2 separate regions of the Homo sapiens genome follow, and region 1 is linked to region 2. Evidence: read pairs that join two places in POLR2A ChIA-PET (ENCODE). Cell type or tissue: OCI-LY7. All regions are shown on one strand. Each heading gives the region's core, and the rest is flanking DNA. Links, peaks and the distances in the headings are about the cores only. Region 1 has its middle 3.9 kb from the start of EIF4EBP2. Region 2 has its middle 9.0 kb from the start of NPFFR1.

Evidence for each region. ChIA-PET counts read pairs that join two places held together with the same protein. Peaks named below come from ENCODE experiments on the same cell type or tissue, not always from the same donor. Only the 100,000 strongest peaks of a DNase experiment are listed, where the experiment ranks them.
Region 1: POLR2A ChIA-PET joins it to region 2 with 16 read pairs; 5 of 35 experiments call an interaction of 5 or more read pairs at or near these places.

Annotation. Positions count from the first base shown.
Region 1 is chr10:70,397,555-70,402,899 of GRCh38, reverse strand. No RefSeq gene overlaps it. Among named protein-coding and RNA genes, the nearest start is that of EIF4EBP2, 3.9 kb to the left of the region's middle. In OCI-LY7, for the core only: no CTCF peak of the experiment used is centred there; no DNase peak of the experiment used is centred there.
Region 2 is chr10:70,290,356-70,295,695 of GRCh38, reverse strand. No RefSeq gene overlaps it. Among named protein-coding and RNA genes, the nearest start is that of NPFFR1, 9.0 kb to the right of the region's middle. RefSeq lists an enhancer at 2,131-2,250 and a silencer at 3,896-4,106. In OCI-LY7, for the core only: no CTCF peak of the experiment used is centred there; DNase peaks (open chromatin) are centred at 1,125 and 2,365; H3K4me3 peaks cover 474 bases; H3K27ac peaks cover 2,769 bases.

The DNA of each region.
Region 1 (5,345 bases), core at 1-5,000, 110 kb before region 2:
ACTGGGAAGACACTCATGGGTAAGGCCAACATAGCTACCATCATTCCCATTTTGCAAATGAGAGAAATAAGGGTAAGAGAGGTTGAGGGGAAAACAGCTATTGCTTCACTGCTCAGAGGGTCAAACAGGTGCTTGGCAAGAACATAGACAAAAGAACTTACAACAGCCCAGGGCAGGCCAGGGCATTACATGGTACTGATTTTGTGGTGAGTGCCCCAAGAATCCAGAAAAAAAAGTCCCCTGCCTGTCCTGCCATCTGGAAGCTGCCAGAGTTGCAGAGGGCTGAGTTTAACCTTGAAAGACTCTGAGACTTTGGACATGCCAACAGAGACACTTCTAGTGGAAGGAAAGGGGAAGATACTAGTTTACATTTGTGTAGAGCTTACAGTGTGTGGTTGATAAAGTGCATCAGTCCAGTAGGGGCACAGTAACTCACACCTATAATCTCAGCAATTTGGGAAGCTCAGGTAAGAGGATGGCATGAAGCCAGGAGTTCAAGACCAGCCTGGATAAAAAAGCGAGACCCTCCTCTCACATTTCTACAAAAATAAAAATAAATAAAAAATTATCCAGACATGGTGGTGTGCACCTATAGTCCCAACCTACTCAGGAGGCTAAGGCAGGAGGATCTCTTTAGCCCAGGAGTTCAAGGCTATAGTGAGCTACGATTGTGCCACTGCACTCCAGCCTAAAAAGACCCTGTCTCTAAAAAAGTTAGTTAATTAATTAAAAAATAAAGTGCATCACTCTTTGAACTGTCTTTATTTACAAATTTTGGGGGTGTTCTGGGGACAGTGAGGTGGGTCCCTTCTGGCCAGAGCAAAGGGTAAAGATGGCACAAAAAAGTTAAGCTGGGCGCAGTGGCACACGCCTGTAATCCCAGCACTTTGGGAGGCCGAGGTAGGCAGATCACCTGAGGTCAGGAGTTCGAGACCAGCCTAGCCAACATGGTGAAACCCCATCTCTACAAAAATACAAAAAAAAAAAAAAAGTTAGCCGGACGCGGTCGCGCATGCCTGTAGTCCCAGCTACTTGGGAGACTGAGGCTGGAGAATCGCTTGAACCCTTGAGACAGAGGTTGCAGTGAGCCGAGATCATGCCACTGCACTGCAGCCTGGGCAACAGAGCAAGACTCCATCTCAAAAAAAGAAAAAAAGACACAGAGGATAGGACTAAAGATGGGATGAAATGAAATAAAGGAACCAAAGTACAATTTGAAAGTTTTGGGGACAGGTGCTTTTTATTTATTTTGCCAGGCAGCCTGGGGGAAGTGAACAGAGCACAGGTTTCGGAACATACAGACTGGGTTTGAGTCCCAGCTCTGCCGTTTACAAGCTGTGTGACCCCAGACAAGTTACCTATGCTCTCTGAGCCTCATCTGTAATGTGGCAATAACCATGTTACCTCATCTGGTTAGCATATAAAGTGCTTAGCAAATAATTGCCTCTTGACAAAGTCATACTGAAATTAATTGAGGTTTTATTTATTTATTTATTTATTATTATTATTATTATTATTATTATTATTTGAGATGGAGTCTCGCTCTGCCGCCCAGGCTAGAGTGCAGTGGCGCGATCTCGACTCACTGCCAGCTCCACCTCCCGGGTTCACACTATTCTCCTGCCTCAGCCTCCCGAGTAGCTGGGACTACAGGCACCCGCCACCATGCCTGGCTAATTTTTTTGTATTTTCATTAGAGACGGGATTTCACCATGTTAGCCAGGATGGTCTCAATCTCCTGACCTCATGATCCACCCACCTCGGCCTCCCAAAGTGCTGGGATTAAAGGCGTGAGCCACTGCGCCTAGCCAGTTTTATTTTTTATTATTACTATGTTTTGAGTCAGAGTCTTGCTCTGTTGCCCAGGCTGGAGTGCAATGGCGTGATCTTTGGCTCACTACAACCTCCGCCTCCTGGGTTCAAAGCGATTATCCTGCCTCAGCCTCTCGAGTAACTGGGATTACAGGTGCCTGCCACCACGCCTGGCTAATTTTTGTATTTTTAGTAGAGACAGGGTTTCACCATATTGGACAGGCTATTCTCTTGGCCAGGCTGGTCTCAAACTCCTGACCTCATGATCCGCCCACCTTGGCCTCCCAAAGTGCTGAGATTACAGGTATGAGCCATGGCCGAGGTTTTTTATTTATTTATTTATTCATTCATTCATTCTGAGACAGAGTCTCGTTCTGTCGCCCAGGCTGGAGTGCAGTGGTGTGATCTCGGCTCACTGCAACCTCTGCCTCGCCGGTTCAAGAGATTCTCCTGCCTCAGCCTCCCGAGTAGCTGGGATTACTGGCACGCACCACCACACCCGGTTAATTTTTTTGTATTTTTAGTAGAGACAAGGTTTCACCATGTTGAAACTCCTGAACTCAAGTGATCCTCCTGCCTCGGTAACTGAGGTTTTAGATTTTCCCATTAGGACCTCTGGTGTCTCCTGCACCTTTTCCTCAATTAAAAGTCAACAGTCAGGCCAGGTGCAATGGCTTATGCCTGTAATCCCAGCACTTTCGGAGGCTGAGGCAGGTGGATCACTTGAGCTCAAGAGCTCAAGAGTTCAAGACCAGCCTGGCCAGCATGGTGAAACCCCATCTCTACCAAAAATACAAAAATTAGCCAGGCATCATGGTGCACGTCGGGTCCCAGCTACTACTTGGGAGGCTGAGGCAGGAGGATCACTTGAACCCAGGGAGGTGGAGGTTGCAGTGCCACTGCACTCCAGCCTAGGCGACAGAGAGAGACTTGGTCTCAAAAAAACAAAAACAAAACCAAAAAAAGTCTATAACTGTCTGGTTTCAAAAGTACCAGCACAAAATTGCCTTTGTGCTCTTTTGAAATAAAATGTGTGTGTGCATGTGCATGTGTGTGAGTGTGGTTGTGTATGTGTGGATTCTTCACCTCTAGAAAACCCTAAAAAAGCTCACTAAACTAATTTTTTCACACTTTCTAAAAACTTGCTTTTTTTTGGTAACAGCTTTATTGAGATATGCTTATCTACTGTAAAAGTCAACCTTTTTTTTTTTTTTTTTTTTGAGATGGAGTCTCGCTCTGTCTCCAAGCTGGAGTGGAGTGGCGCAATCTCGGCTCACTGCAACCTCCACCTCCCGGGTTCAAACAATTCTCCAGCCTCAGCCTCCCGAGTAGCTGGGTCTACAGGCGTGTGCCACCACACCCAGCTAATTTTTGTATTTTTCGTAGAGACAAGGTTTTGCCATGTTGGCCAGGATGGTCTGGATCTTTTGACCTCGTGATCTGCCCGCCTCGTACTCCGAAAGTGCTAGGATTACAGGCATGAGCCACCATGCCCAGTCAAAGTCAACCTTTTTAAAATGAACATTTCAGTGGTTTTTAGTATATTTACAAAGTTGTTTATCCATCACTATTGTCTAATTCCAGAACATTTTTATTGCCCCCCAAAGATAGCCCAGGAACATAGCAGTCACATTTTCACCAAAATGTCTTGAATTTGATGAAACTTATGCTGATAAATTTTATTTATTTATTTATTTATTTATTTATTTATATGTTTTGAGGCAGGCTGTTCGTCTGTCACCCAAGCTGGAGATCATATCTCACTGCAGCTTGGAACTCCTGGGCTCAAGCAATCCTCCCCGCTCAGCCTCCTAATGCGCTGGGATTACAGGTGCATCCCACTGCACCTGGTCAAGTTTATATTTTTTATTTGTTATTGAATCATTTTTTGAGACAGGGTCTTGCTCTGTTTCCCAGGCTGGAGTGCGGTGGCGTGATCATGGCTCACTGCAGCCTCAACTTCCCGGGCTCTAGCAATCCTCCTGCCTCGGCCTTCAGAGTATATGGGACCACAGGCATGTGCCCTGCCCGTTTAAAACATTTTTTGGGATCTCACCCTGTTGTCTAGGCTGGTCTCAAATGATCCTCTCAAGTGATCCTCTGACCACCTCAGCCTCCCAAAGTGCTGGGATTATAGGTGTGAGCCACCATGCCCAGCCTCAGGTGAGAATTTAAAGGATAAATCTATTTCTCCCCCATCCCCAGAGCCTACCATGGGAGACTAGGAGGCCCTCTACATGGCCTGAAATGTACAGGTGGATATTATCTCTGAATGAGTTTATCTAGATAGGTGGGGACTGGGGAGCTGCTGATGCAATTGTGACCCCACAGACACAGGACCCTTTAGATTCATACCTGATGTATTTCCAGGATCAAACATGAAAGATATCCCACAAGTAGCCAACCCTGTCTCTGAATTTTTTTAATTTATTGATATTACTAGAGTTTGAAAGAAATGAATGCCAGGCATGGTGGCTCACACCTGTAATCCCAGCACTTTGGGAGGCCGAGGTGGGTGGATCACTTGAGGTCAGGAGTTCGAGACCAGCCTGGCCAACATGGTGAAACCCTGTCTCCACTAAAAATACAAAAATTAGCTAAGCATGATGGTGGGTGCCTATAATCCCAGCTACTTGGGAGGCTGAGGCAGGAGAATCACTTGAACCCGGGAGGTGGAGGTTGCAGTGAGTGGAGATTATGCCACTGCACTCCAGCCTGGGCGACAGAGCCAGACTCCATCTCAAAAAAAAAAAAATGGATGTGGTCCAGTGTCCCTGACCTAGGGGTATCCCTTCTGCAGTCATCGATTCCAATGTTCAGCCACTTTGGCTTCCCAAAACCCATTCTTTCTAATCACCTGCACTCACCTGCTGCCCCTGTTCCCTCTGGTCCTGTCTTTCCCAGGGGGACAGGGAGGCTGGTTTCCGCCCTCTGTGATGTAGCTACTCATGCTAGATCTGTATCATTGTAAGGATAATAGCCCCTTACATTTAGATAACACTTTTCCACTTCACAAAGCACTTTAACAACAACTAACCTCATTTACGCTGAGCCACAGCCCAGTGATGGAGGCAGCCTGCTTATTATTCTTATGTACATTTTACAGATGAAGCTGAGGGTCAAAGAGGTTGAGTGACTTCCCTGAGGTCCTATAGCCAGGACCTGGTGGAGCTGGGACTAGAACCCAAGCTCCTGGTTGGTGGTCCTCTGCACTTTCTCCTGCACCTGTTGGCTTCCTGCACTCCTGAAGAATGTGGGGTGTCCATCTCCTGAGCTCCTGAAATATAAGGCAGAATGTGTTGAGAAAGTGATCATAATAACAGATAGCATGTTTAAGTGTCCAGGTTGTGTCAGGTGCTGTGCTAGGTGTCTTTTAGAGATCTTACCTCTAATACCACTGCCATACATAGTAGGCATTATTATACCTATCTATTTTACAAATGAGGAAGCAGCCTCAGAGTAGCTAGCTTGTCCAAAGTGATCTGCTGTATCTCTAGAAATTTCTCTGGCCTCTCACAGTTGTTTGGAACATG
Region 2 (5,340 bases), core at 341-5,340:
ATGGGAGATTTAGTCCCACAGAGGATGAGAAGATTGACAGTTCCCCGCTCCCTCCATCTTCATAGTTCAGGAATCTACAAAGGCTCTGTCTCAGGCCTTTGAGGATGATGAAGTACTCAAGGCGTTGGCTGGGAGCCAACTGGAGCCCTTGCTACCCTATGTGTGTACATTCAAGTTCATGCCAGCAGAAGCACCTGGGAACCCTGCTTCCTGTAGCTGGGAAGCACTTAAGTTGGGGTGCCCTCCAGGGTGGACTCTGCAGGACTACCCCAGTGCATGACTGCAGGGGGTGTCACTCACAATGCAGTCTCAGTAACTGGCACCATTTGCATAGAAAACTGTGAATGGGCCACCTGGCGCTGTGCTAGGGCTGGTGCTGCATCTATGGACTATTTCCAAGAGAACCAATCACGGGAGCTTTCTCAAATGTAGATTACCAGACCTATATGAGCCCCATTAAACCAGACTCTGGAATAGGACTCATACCTCTGCACCTTAAAAGGTCCCTATTCATCCTTCACACAGCGCGCAGAGGATCCTTCTAAATCCCAACTCTCTCATCTGCTCCGAGCCCTGCCATGGCTCTCCACTTATTTCAGTATAAAAGCCCAGGCCTTACCATGGTCTTCGAGTTCTGGAATCACCCGCCCTCTGTTACTTCTGTGGTCTCTTTCGTACTCCAGACACACTGGCTTCCAGCTGGTCCTCCAACACCCCACATGTGTTCACTTCTCAGGGCCTTCGCATTTGCTCCCCACAGCCCTCACACACCCACCAAGATATTCCCATGGCCAACTCCCTTATTTCCTTCAAGTCTACTCAAATCGAGGTCTACCCTAACCACCCTACTGCAGCCTGCCCCGTTGCACTTCTGTCACTTTTATCTCCCTTAACCTGCTCACCTTTTCCTTTATCTATAGTGCTTCTCCAATATACGCTATAATTTACTTATATCTATGGCTTCTTGTCTGTCTACTCTCGCTAGAATAAAATTCCTATGAAGGAAGGATCTTTGTCCTTCTTAGTCTCTGCTGTGTCTCCAGCACCTGGAGTGATGCCTGGCTCATAGTGGGTACACATGTATGTTTACTGAATGACTGAATGGACAGGTGGTTGATATGCACTGATGCTTGGGGGCCTCTGCTTGTGAGAGAACTGCCGTGTGATATCCACTTACCAGCCCAAGTTCAGGTACCATATTAAATACCTGTGCTCACCAGCAGAGTTTGCTTCCAAAGGACTGAAAAACACCAGGAAGTCTTCCTCACTTTGGTCTTTCCAGACACTCACAAGCCATGGTATTGTGGCTGGGGCTTTTCCTAAGTGGGGTGGCCAGGAGTCAGTGTACATGAGCTAAGAGAGAACAGTCAGTCCCCAGTGCTGTCCCTTAGCCTGCCACTGTGCCTGAAAGCCCACCAGGATGAGACTGCTGCTGTTGATGAGGCATTGCCCTGTCCATATGATCTTATTTTAACCCCTGCCAGGATTCAGAAGGGAATTCCTAGTGGACCAGGCCCTCGCTACTCAAAGTGTGGACCTCAGACGATCAGCATCAACAGCACTTGGGAGTGTGTTAGAACTGTAGTGTCAGCCGGGCGCGGTGGCTCACGCCTGTAATCCCAGCACTTTGGGAGGCTGAGGCAGGTGGATCACTTGAGGTCAGGAGTTCGAGACCAGCCTGGCCAACATGGCGAAACCCTGTCTCTACTAAAAATACAAAAATTAGCCGAGCATGGTGGTGTGAGCCTGTAATCCCAGCTACTTGGGAGGCTGAGGCAGGAGAATTGCTTGAACCCGGGAGATGGAGGTGCAGTGAGCTAAGATTACGCCATTGCACTCCAGCCCAGGAAACAGGAGCGAAACTCCATCTCAAAAAAAAAAAAGAAAGAAAAAAGAAAAGAACTGTATTGTCTAGGTCTCTCCCCAGGCCTATTGAATCAGAATCTGCATTTTAACAGGATTCCCATGTGATTTGTGGGCATGAATGTCCTGCCAGCTGATAAAGTCAACTTGGGGTTATTTTTTTCTGCCGGACAGGAATCCATAAGTTAACAAGTAACCTCACAGAGTCTGTGCCTTTAATTAATAGTAACTAACAAAGTTACAGTGGTACATTCTCACAGGCAGGCCTGTTGAACAATGCAGTTATCATCTTTGTCTCTTTTCTAGATTTTGGGTCATATTTCCTTGTAACAGATTCCCCTGGGAGGGTATCTTGAGCGTTAACATTCCTGGGACCAAATTTATCAGCTGCTCCGTGTTTCTCTTAGAGAAAGGCAAGAGCCACCCAAAGCTTGACGTGAAAGGAAAAAACCAGAGGTGTCAAAAAAGAGTAGAGGAAGTGAAAAGCATCACCAGCAGCTCACCAGGTGTCTGTGACCACACTAAGTGCTCTCCACTTCTCACCTCGTTTAACCCCCACAGCAACACAGGAGGCAGCTACTATTATTTCAATTATATAGATGAAGAATCTGGGGAGAGGAGATGTTCAGCCTGGCCAAGATCGACATTAGTCGAGGCTGGTGGCTGGGGGCACAATTCAGATTCAATTCAGATCCAAATCCAGCCTTTTTTTTTTAAGAGACGGGGTCTCATTGTGTTGCCCAGGCTAGAGTATAGTGGCACAATCTCACTGCATCCTTGAATTCCTGGGCCCAAGCGATCCTCCTGCTTCAGCCTCCTCAGTAGCTGGGATTACAGGCACGTGCCACCATCCGCAGCTAACTTTTAAATTTTTTCGTAGAGATGGAGTCTTGCTATGTTGTCCAGGCTGGTCTCAAACTCCTGGCCTGAAGAGATCCTCCTGCCTCAGCTTCCAAAGCACTGGGATTACAGGTGTAAGCCACCATGCCCAGCCTCAAATCCAGAGCAGAGTCCATGTCTTGTAGAATTGGTGTCCAGGGCCCAAGAAATGGTTTACAGAAGGCCCCATCTAAGCTGGAGGAGGCCCCAGGGCTGCCCCAGCTATCCCCGATAACTGCCCACCTCTTCCCAAGAGGCTTCACCACTTTCCCACCACCTTGTAGAGATGTGTTTTTCCTGATATAGTGGCCTGAATCCTTCTTGACCTAGTAGTGCTCACCCAAAAAGCTCTCATTGCACCCAGGGTGCAGAACCTAAGACAGCTGGAGTTCCTCAGGGCATCCCAGTCCACCCTAGGAAGACTCCCTGCATGCAGATTCTCCAGAGGAGAAGGTGAGCTGTCAGAGGGGAAAAGTTCTGATCCAAACCTCTTCTGCTTCGTAGATGGGAACCCCAAGTTCTAGAGGGAATGTTCCACAGCGTTCAAGAGCAAGTGGAGCAACCCACCCAAGGATGTGCAGGGAGTTGGTGGAACCCAGACGAATGCCCAGGTTTCCTGGCTGCATGCTCTGGGTTCTTTCTGTGGCCCTCACTGGGCGCTGGGGTTTGGGAGCTCCTCTACGTGGCACTCCTGGCATCTCCTCTGTGGCCACTGCTGCCCCGGCTGTGCTGTGGAAGTGAATCAGCCATTGGAAACCTCACTTGTCATTTATTAATGCAGATAATGATGCTGACCTGCTTCCCTAGGGAGAGCTGATTAATAAGCATTTTACAACCTTTTGAAGCAACTGCTCCTCCGAGGCTGGTTAAGGAGATGGAGGGATGCCTCCTGGCTCCTAGGAAGGGACCCCACTGCTGCCTAGGTCTCAGCCTCTCTGCAGCTCCCCTGGCCTTGCTTTTCAAGGGGACAGTCCCTCCTTTCACACCACCATAAACAAACACACTGAAAATGCTGGGGATGTGCTGGGGGTCTGACTCCAGGGGCCATATTTTCACCACACGGAGACCCCCCCTTTCCTGTGGATTCTGTGCCTTTTCAAAATGGTAGCTACACCAATGGACTTCCTTGCCCCAAAGGCCCGTGTGCATTTCCAGCCAGCGAGAGATAGACTGTCTCCATGGGAGGTGCCTGGCTTCCCCACCACAGGGGAGGTATCCCACAGGGCTGTCTTCAGCCTCATGCCAACCCTTCTCCCGGGTACCTACCAACCCTCTCAGGCATCTCGGAACACGCCTCCGACTCTGCTTAGAGGATGAGGAGTGTGTGTATGAGGCCAACACAGGCCTTGTGGGTTCCATCAACACCCACTGAGGGCCTATGACCAGGGAGGATGCTAGGACGGGGCCTGCTGCTGTGCAAGAGAAAGGGTCTCTGCTCTTGGAGGGCATTAGGGACTCAATGTGTCCCTCAAAATTCCTATGTCGAAGCCCTAACCCCACAATGTGACTGGAGATAGGGCCCATAGGAAGTAATGAAAGTTAAGTGAGGTCCTGGGGTGGGGACCTGATCTCCTTGGATTAGTGACCTTATAAAAGGAGACACCAGGGAGCTTCCTCTCTCTCTTGTGTGCACACACCAAGGAAGGGCCATGGGAGGACATGGCGGGAAGGGGTGTCTGCAAGTCAGGAAGAGTACCCTCACCAGAAACCAAGTCAGCCGGAACCTTGATCCGGGACTCTCAGCTTCCATAACCATGAGAAAAAAATTTCAGGCTTACACCTGTAATCCCAGCACTTTGGGAGGCTGAGGTGGGCGGATCACAAGGTTAGGAGATCGAGACCATCCTGGCTAACACGATGAAACCCTGTCTCTACTAAAAATACAAAACAACAACAACAAAAAATTAGCTGGTGTGGTGGCACACGCCTGTAGTCCCAGCTACTCAGGAGGCTGAGGCAGGAGAATCGCTTGAACTCAGGAGGTGGAGGTTGCAGTGAGTCAAGATGGCATCACTGAACTCCAGCCTGGGTGACAGAGTGAGACTCTGTCTCAAAAAAAAAAAAAAAATTTCTGCTTATTTACCACACAGCCTGTGGGAAGTTCATAGACTAGCCGGGGAAACAGGCGTGGGAAGAGAAATATGACTGGAATGTCCTAGGCAGTAATTCTGAAATCTTGCTGCACATTGGAGTCACCTGAGAATCTTTAGAAACTCCTGATCTGGGACCGGGCATGGTGGCTCATGCCTATAATCCCAGCACTTTGGGAGGCCGTGGCAGGTGGATCACTTGAGGTCAGGAGTTCGAGACTAGCCTGGGCAAAATGGTGAAACCCCCCGTCTCTACTAAAAATATAAAAATTAGCCGAGCGTGGTGACATGTGCCTGTAATCCCCGCTAACTGGAAGATTGAGGCAGGAGAATTGCTTGAGCCCAGGAGGCGGAGGTTGCAATGAGCCAAGATCACACCACGGTGTTCTGGGACAGGGTCTTGCTCTGTCACCCAGGCTGGAATAAACAAACAAACTAACAAACTGATCTGGTTCCCACACTGAGACATTCTGATTTTATTGGTATGGGGTGTGATGACTTCAAGTCT